2 separate regions of the Homo sapiens genome follow, and region 1 is linked to region 2. The links are chromatin contacts, found by Hi-C or POLR2A ChIA-PET in ENCODE. All regions are on one chromosome and are shown on one strand. Each heading gives the region's core, a stretch centred on a gene start or an enhancer-like site at or near the end of the contact. The rest is flanking DNA. Distances are from core to core; before and after follow the strand shown. Region 1 overlaps RAB11FIP3 (RAB11 family interacting protein 3). Region 2 holds the start of MRPL28 (mitochondrial ribosomal protein L28).

Region 1 (6,128 bases), core at 2,141-4,640, 81 kb after region 2:
CCAGCCTGATCAACATGGAGAAACGCCGTCTACTAAAAATACAAAATTAGGCCGGGCGCGGTGGCTCATGCCTGTAATCCCAGCACTTTGGGAGGCCGAGGCAGGTGGATCACGAGGTCAGGAGATCGAGACCATCCTGGCTAACACGGTGAAACCCCTTCTCTAATAAAAATACAAAATATTAGCCGGGCATGGTGGCGGGCGCCTGTAGTCCCAGCTACTCGGGAGGCTGAGGCAGGAGAATGGCGTGAACCCAGGAGGCGGAGCTTGCAGTGAGCCGAGATGGTGCCACTGCACTCCAGCCTGGGCAGCAGAACGAGACTCCGTCTCAAGAAAAAAAAAAAAAAAAAAAATACAAAATTAGCCGGGCGTGGTGGTGCATGCCTGTAATCCCAGCTACTCGGGAGGCTGAAGCAGGAGAATCACTTGAACCTGGGAGGTGGGGGTTGCGGTGAGCCAAGATCGCACCACTGCACTCCAGCCTGGGCAACAAGAGTGAAACTCTGTCTAAAAAAAAATTGAATAACATAAATAAGTAAATAAATAAGTAAATAAAAACAGGATGGAAATTATACCTGAAATTTAAAAAGTAAGATGGCTGTGGTAGGCCAAATAATGGCTCCCAAAGATAGCTAGGTCCTGCTCTGTCCGCTGAGACCACCACACTCTACACAGTAGAGTCCTCCTCATGCTATGCTCTGGCCCTCTTGCCCCTCCAACCTCACTTCCAGCTGCCGGCCCCCTGCTCACTCTGCTCCTGACACTCCACAGGCACACATCCTCCTCCAGGCCTGTGCAGTAGCTATTCCCTCTGCCTGGAATATGCAGTCCTGTATATCTCCAGCTCAGTGTCTCACAGCGCTGTCACCAGGCGGGACAGAGTGTCGGGCTCATTCAGGTGCTCAGCAGAATTCAGCTCCTTGAGGTTATAGAACTGAGGACCCTGTTTGCTGGTTGGTCGTTTGCCAGAAATGGTTCTTAGGTCCTGGAGAACCCTCAGGTTCAACCACATGGTCCTCCCAGGTATGGCAGCTTACTTCTTCTTTGAGACCAGGAGGCTGCTACGATGGAGTCTTAAGTTAACATAAATCACAGCTAGGTGTGGTGGCTCACACCTGTAGTCCCAGCTACTCAGGAGGCTGAGGTGGGAGGATCGCTTGAGCCTAGGATCTTGAGGCTGCAGTGAGCTGTGTTTACCACACCACTGCACTCCAGCCTGGGTGACAGGGAGACCCTATCTCAAAAAAAAAAAAAAAAAGTTTTAGGCCGGGTGCAGTGGCTCACAGCTATAATCCCAGCACTTTGGGAGGCTGAGTTGGGTGGATCACTTGAGGTCAGGAGTTTGAGACCCGCCTGGCCAACATCGTGAAACCCTGTCTCTACTAAAAATACAAAATTAGCCGTGCGTGATGGCGGGCATCTGTAATCCCAGCTGTTGCGTAGACTGAGGCAGGAGAATTGTTTGAACCCGGGAAGCAGAGGTTGCAGTGAGCCAAGGTCGTGCCACTGCACTCTAGCCTGGGCGACAGAGTGAGGCTCCATCTCAAAAAAAAATTTTGTTTTAAAGATTAAGTTAACCTCGTCACAGTGACTGTGCCACCACATGCACAGGCCTTGCCCACACTCAAGAGAGGGGGTCTTAGAATTCTGCCTGCTACCATGGTCTAGTCTTGGCACACCTTCCTTGACAACATGGAAGCCAGGTCACTACCCAGGCCACCTACAAGGAAGTTCACCATTTGACCTGCCGAACGTGCACAACAAACTTTTTTTCTCTTTCTTGAGACAGGGTCTCACTCTGTCGCCCAGGCTGGAGTGCAGTGGAACAATCTTGGTATACTGCAACCTCTGCCTCCCGGGCTCAAGCGATCCTTCTGTCTCACCCTCCCGAGTAGCTGGGACCACAAGCATGCACCACCATGCCCAGCTCTGGCTAATTTTTTGTATTTTTGGTAGATATTTTTGTATTTTTGTTTCACTGTGGTGCCCAGGTCAGTTTCGAACTCCTGACCTCAAGTGATCCCCTGGCCTCCAAAAGTGCTGGGATGACAGATGTGACCCACCACGCCCAACCAAGTATTGGATAACTTTTTAGTTTCTTTTTCTTCCTCCTTTACTTCCGCTCAGGGGTCTAGGTCTGAGTCAGGGCTTGAGGGTGTCCCCATGGGGGCTGGTGTTACCCAGGACACTGCAGCGGCTAGCAGGGCTTGGCTGGGCTGGCGAATGAGGGCCCCACTTCTCTTTTTTGTACAGGGAAGGGACCGAGGATCTGAGTGACATCTGTAGGTCAGAGGGCATGCTGACCTTGAAAGCAAGGTGGGAATGGAGTTCTATGAGCTGAGGAGTCCCAGCTGGCTCGCATTCTAGAGAAGCGCCATAAAGGGAGTCTATTCATTAGCCCCAGGGAGAGAGCCTCCCGCTCCCTCCCTCCCCGCCCCCCACCCCACCCCACCCTTAGGAGCTGCTCACCTTCCCCTCGCCTGGGGCACACACCTGCTTCTCCAGGGACCAGACCTGAAGTGCAGGAAGGAGCCCCGCGGCCTTCTGTTACCGCAGCGCTCTGCCTGCCATCGTTGAATGTGTGGACTCTTTGGTTGCTTTCATAAATTCTGTTTTATTTCCTCATCATGTTTGCTGAAAGCTTGAATGTATCCACTTGGCTGTTTTCCAAGTATTCTCATGTGCATTTTAAGAGTCTCCTGTCTTTAAAATAATGTGGAGGCAGCTCTGAATATACTAAAACCATTGAATTGTACCCTTCAGATGGGTGATTTTGTGGTATGTGAATTTTATTTCAATGAAGCTGTTAACAGAAATAGTACAGAGTCCGTACTGTTGTGTTTTCTGGAGCACCTGGAGTCCCCTCTGTCCCTGGCCATCCCTCCTTCCCCACACCTCACCCCTGTACCTCACCTTCCCCACCCCCCTGCCTCACCCCTGCACCTCACCCTCCCCACGCTTCCCGTATCAGGGAGCTTCTTAAACACAGAATGGGGTGTTAAGATGATTGGAGGGCAGCAGCCTATTGGAATCCCGATGAACGTGGAAAGGTGTCAGGGAGGGGTAGCTGTGGTGTGGAGGAGCCCCACATTTTCGTCCCTGTCTTGTCACAAAGAAGGAGCCCATCGCTGTGATTAGAAGGACTTAGGCCGGGCATGGTGGCTCACACCTGTAATCCCAGCACTTTGGCAGGCTGAGGCAGGTGGATTACCTGAGGTCAGGAGTTCAAGACCAGCTGGCCAACATGGAGAAACCCCGTCTCTACTAAAAATACAAAAAATTAGCCAGGCATGGTGGTGTGTGCCTATAATCCTAGCTCCTTGGGAGGCTGAGGCAGGAGAATTGTTTGAACCAGGGAAGCGGAGGTTACAGTGACCCGAGATCACACCATTGCACTCCAGTCTGGGCGACAGAGCAAGACTCTCTCTCAAAAACAAACAAAGGAAAAAAACAAACAAAAAGGCCGGGGCTCGGTGGCTCATGCCTGTAATCCCAGCACTTTGGGAGGCCGAGGCGGTGGATTGCCTGAGGTCAGGAGTTGGAGACCAGCCTGGCTAAGATAGTGAAACCCCATCTTTACTAAAAATACAAAAATTAGCTGGGCGTGATGGCAGGCGCCTGTAATCCCAGCTACTCGGGAGGCTGATGAGGGAGAATCATTTGAACCTCGGGAGGGCAGATGTTGCAGTGAGTTGAGATCGCGCCACTGTACTCCAGCCTGGGCGACAAGAGTGAAACTCCTTAAAAAAATAAAAAGGAAACAAACAAACAAACAAAAAATCAGCTGGGCATAGTGGTGGGGGCCTGTAGTCCCAGGTACTTGGGAGGCTGAGGCAGGAGAATTGCTTGAACCTGGGTGGCTGATATTGCAGTGAGGCAAGATCATGCCACTGCACTCCAGCCTGGGTGATAGAGTGAGACTCCATCTTAAAAAAGGAAACAAAAAAAAGCCACAAAGAAGGACTTAGAATTGGGTGCTAAGCAGGCCTCTTCCTACTGATAGGTGGACACATCTATTTCTTTATTATTATTATTATTATTATTTTTGAGACAGAGTCTTGCTCTGTTGCCCAGGCTGGAGTGCGGTGGCATGATCTCGGCTCACTGCAAGCTCCGCCTCCCCTGTTCACGCCATTCTCCTGCCTCAGCATCCCGAGTAGTTGGGACTACAGGCGCCCGCCACCACGCCCGGCTAATTTTTTGTATTTTTAGTAGAGATGGGGTTTCACCATGTTAGCCAGGATGGTCTCGATCTCCTGACCTCGTGATCTGCCCGCCTCGGCCTCCCAAAGTGCTGGGATTACAGGCGTGAGCCACCGCGCCTGGCCTATTTCTTTATTTTTTAATTTTTTTTTATTTTTTATTTTTGAGACGGAGTCTCGCTCTGTTGCCCAGGCTAGAGTGCAGTGAGCGATCTTGGCTCACTGCAAGCTCCACCTCCCGGGTTCAAGTGATTCTCGTGCCTCAGCATCCCGAGTAGTTGGGACTACAGGCGCCCGCCACCACGCCCGGCTAATTTTTTGTATTTTTAGTAGAGATGGGGTTTCACCATGTTAGCCAGGATGGTCTCGATCTCCTGACCTCGTGATCTGCCCGCCTCGGCCTCCCAAAGTGCTGGGATTACAGGCGTGAGCCACCGCGCCTGGCCTATTTCTTTATTTTTTAATTTTTTTTTATTTTTTATTTTTGAGACGGAGTCTCGCTCTGTTGCCCAGGCTAGAGTGCAGTGAGCGATCTTGGCTCACTGCAAGCTCCACCTCCCGGGTTCAAGTGATTCTCGTGCCTCAGCCTTCTGAGTCGCTGGGACTACAGGTGCCCGCCACCACGCCTGGCTAAATTTTTGTATTTTTAGTAGAGACAGGGTTTCTCCGTGTTAGCCAGGATGGTCTCAATCTCCTGACTTCGTGATCCACTCGCCTTGGCCTCCCAAAGTGTTGGGATTACAGGTGTGAGCCACCATGCCCGGCCTGGCCACATCTATTTCTGATGGATAAAAGTGGATTCCTGAATATGTGATATGCCTCTCTGGGGACCTGTGGAATGACATTTTGCATGTCAGACCAGCACAGTGCTTTTATTCTAGACTTTTCTAAACCTTCCCCTCTAAACCAGGGAAAGCGAGTCGGTTCCCCGGTTCCTCATCATGGGTAATCAGAACAGATCTCTGATTTAGGAAGTTGGTTTTTTTTTTTTTTTTTTTTTGAAGCAGAGTTTTGCTCTTGTTGCCCAGGCTGGAGTGCAGTGGCGCGATCTTGGCTCACTGCAACCTCTGCCCCCTGGGTTCAAGCGATTCTTCTGCCTCAGCCTCCCCAGTAGCTGGGATTACAGGCGCCTGCCACCACGCCCAGCTAATTTTGTATTTTTTTTTAAGTAGAGGCGGGGTTTCACCATGTTAGCCAGGCTGGTCTCGAACTCCAGAGCTCAGGCAATCTGCTCACCTCGGCCTTTCAAAGTTCTGGGATTACAGACGTGAGCCACCACACCCGGCCAAGGAAGCTATTTTTGTACTTCAAACAGAAAAACTGAGCTGCCAGTGAGCACATTTCAGAGTAGGAAAACTCATATTATTCAGCCTACCTGTCTTTCTTCCAAATTTCAATTTAGAGATAAACACACCGTAGCTTTTAAGTTGCCAAGAAAAGAGACATGAGATGTACTCAAATGCCTTCATTTTCCCAGTAGGACCTCATCATTCCAGGTGGTTGAAGCATCCAGTAGGCGGGTCTTTGTTCCTTGCTCACACACCCAGTTAAAAGCAAAGGCCTCCCCTCATCTAGAGCCAACTCTGAGCAGGGTCGTTAAGCATCAACTGCCAAGCATAACCCCCTATAAAGTTGCTTGCTATAGTAGTTGGTGCAAAGCTGACTAAATGGGAATTAAAAACTGTCTCTAGCCAGGCACAGTGGCTCATCCCTGTAGTTCCAGCTACTCTGGAGGTCAGTTGGAGGATTGCTGGAGTCCAGGAGTTTGAGACCAGCCTGAGCAACATAGCGAGATCGCCTCCCTACAAAAAATACAAAAATTAGCTGGGTTTGGTGACACTCACCTCTAGTCCCAGCTACTCAGGAGGCTGAGGCAAGAGGATTGGCCGAGTCTAGTCGTTCACATCTAGCGTGGGAAACATGTTG
Region 2 (2,700 bases), core at 201-2,700:
GCCCATAAGCCTCATCGATGAGGTCCAGGGTCCGCATGGTCACAGTCACTGTGAACTTCTTGTCCAGGATCTCACTGTAGAACTCTCGCTCAAACAGCTGTGGCTTCCACACTTTCTTCAGCCTCTTGGAGAGCTGAGGGTGCAACAGAGCCTCCATGAGTACTGCTGCTTTCTCTTACATACCAAGGGGGGCCCAGGCAACTGCCCTCACCTCCCCCCCGGAGGCTCCATCACAGAACCACTGCTGTCAGACTGGGGACCTAGAGCTAACTGGGCCGGCCCCCAGCCCAGTGCCGCCCCAGCCCGACCCGGGTCCTGACTGTGTACCCAGAAGTCAGCTGCTCCCCAACAAGCTGGGCGTTCCCGCCCTGGTCACATGGTTGCTGCATGTGTTTCAGAAACATGTGCGACCCCACAGTTTACAGGTTGTCACATTCCAACCTGGAGGTGACACAAGTCTCCCCACAGGCTTCAGCAGTCCCGCCAGGAAGTCCACCACAAGCAGCCTCGAAGCTCTGCTCGCCTCCCCCACCTGCTCTGCTCGCCTCTCCCACCTGCTCTGCTCATCACACAGGCCTCCTCCCCATCCTAACTTTACCCCGACTCCCCACGGCCTCTGGTTGCTCCCCCGGCCTGAGTCACCCCACCTCACCCCTACTTTATCAGTCCTGTTTGCCAGAACTGCGGTTCTTCACTCAGCGTGCTCCTTTGCCGGAGATGTGTCGCCTCCAGGCTGTAATCCCCAGGGCCCACCCAGGTCTCTCCAGGTACCCCGGGCGTCCGGCACAGAGCCGGCACAGCCAAGCCCTGAGAGGAGCCCCTGAAGGCCGCCTGCGGACCCACCTTGTCGTTGTTGGCATATATTTGGCCCAGGATCCAGCCCTCGCCGCCCCACAACCCCCGCTGGGATTCGGGGGGAAAGTAGATGGGAATGGGCACGTCCTCCACACGCTCCCGCTGCCCGTTCTTGGGGTTGATCTTGAACTTGGCCCCATGAGGCCTATAGTGCACGGGAGTGGGCGTCCGCTCCTCCTCCAGGGAGCGCAGGTAGTGGCCGGGCAGGCGGGAACAGATGCCCTCCCGCAGCTGCAGCCGCTTCCAGAGCCACACGGGATACTTGTGTAGAGGCATCGCGAGCCTGGCGGGAGGTGGGGGCTCGCAGTCAGTCGCAGCCTGGCCAGGCCCCCGGCACTCACCCCCTACCCCGGCCCCCGACTCTCACCCGCTACCCCGGCCCCCGGCTCTCACCCGCTACCCCGGCCCCCGGCTCTCACCCGCTACCCCGGCCCCCGGCTCTCACCCGCTACCCCCTACCCCGGCCCCCGGTTCTCACTCCGGCCCCTGTCCCGCACCCACCTGCCCCTCCCCTTCTGCCCCGGCGCCCCCCCACACCCCACCTGCCCGCGCCCACCTTTCAGGGTTCAGAGCCCACCGGAACCGGAAGCCGATCTGCCGCGCCTGGCCCTCCTCCCACCGCTGACTGGCTGTAAAAGCCATCCGTCTACCCCCTCGTCCCGCCCCGCTTCCGTCTTTAGGGACCGTAAAAAACACCCCACATACAGCAGCAGCAGCTCAAGGCACCGTTAGCTACGTGCGGCCCCGGCGTTTCCGCGAAGGGCGGCACGGGCGGGGCGGTGCTTGTTCTCCCGGGCCCCACTTACCCTACCCGGGAAGGAGCACAGAAAAAATGTAAAAACTCGTTTAGTTTGAAAAATCAATGTAGAATATTAAATTCACCAAACACAGATAGATCAGATCTACATAAAAATATGTCTTAATATCTTAGAATTTTCCTTTACTCCAAAAAACCCCATATATATATGTTTCTCCTTTATAAGCTTAGAGATTGCTTTGGTGGTCAAGTGCAGGGCGGCTGGGGGAGGTAAGACCTTCAGGAAGGCCATATCCCGGACAAGACCCAGAAGGGAAGCCCCCAGAGCCAAGGGTAGGAGGGCCCCACCCGGGTCTCAGCCACTCACTTCTCCAGGGCGGATCCGAGACACTCACAGGCCTCAGGGAGGGGCCAGGTGCTGCTCCTGGTCATTGCTTCCCCCACAAGGTTTGCATGAGGAGCAGAGACAGTCCAGTCTCCTGAACACCCACAGGGCACAGAGCCCAGTGCAGGGGGCAGACACCACCGCAGCTCCTGGGACCAAGAGGAAGCTCCCAGAGGGGGGCCCAGGAACGCTGGGGTGGGTGGACAGGGCTGGGTAGGGGTTCCTTCTGGGCCAAACCCCCAGAGCAGCAGAGCACCCCAGTCCAAGGAAGCTCTTCTCAGGGACCCAAGGCTCCAGAGCCAGGAAAAAGGGAGGGGCGGGGCGGGAGCCTGCATCCCCAGTGCCCATCAGCTCTGGGGGAAACCTCCGTCTCCCGTCCCTATGGTGACCACAGCAGCAGAGGGGGATCCTCCATGCCCCAGGCAGGCTGGCATCAGGGCCACACAGGGGCCAGGAGCAGGGGTCTCGGAGTCCACAGCTCCCGGCCCCAGTGGTGGGCTCAGGGCTCCTGGGCGCCATGGGTCTCACCACAGCCTCGCCAGGGAACAGGACCATAGGGAGTCCTTCTCCCCATCTCTAGCCACCCACAGGCCAGCAGAGCACACAGCCCCACCCTCGCACAGGCACCTGTGGTCTCCAAGTAACCAAGCCCAGGCCCCAGGGGCCACTGCAGACAGCAGCTGGGATCTGCAGAGGGATCTCA

Evidence for each region. Hi-C counts contacts between places; a loop is a spot of excess contacts on that map. ChIA-PET counts read pairs that join two places held with the same protein, here RNA polymerase II (POLR2A). Pooled maps may share reads with other maps.
Region 1: a pooled map shows a loop between it and region 2 (3-fold over the local background). The contact joins the enhancer-like site here to the promoter of MRPL28 in region 2. A Hi-C loop is called at or near these places in 3 of 50 pooled maps. POLR2A ChIA-PET finds 5 or more read pairs at or near these places in 7 of 52 experiments (BJ, Caco-2, H1 and 3 more).

The regions. Positions count from the first base shown.
Region 1 is chr16:448,406-454,533 of GRCh38, forward strand. All of the region lies in intron 1 of RAB11FIP3 (RAB11 family interacting protein 3), which reads left to right. Among named protein-coding and RNA genes, the nearest start is that of RAB11FIP3, 26 kb to the left of the region's middle. Within about 2 kb of position 3,391, at least 3 of the 41 ENCODE cell types and tissues checked have a DNase peak (open chromatin) inside an H3K27ac peak, as active enhancers do.
Region 2 is chr16:369,088-371,787 of GRCh38, forward strand. MRPL28 (mitochondrial ribosomal protein L28) reads right to left here and starts at 1,451. Exons shown (of 6, transcript NM_006428.5): 1 at 1,412-1,451; 2 at 844-1,138; 3 at 1-133. The coding sequence starts at 1,131. It overlaps PGAP6 (post-GPI attachment to proteins 6), which reads right to left. Exons shown (of 13, transcript NM_021259.3): 13 at 1,701-2,700.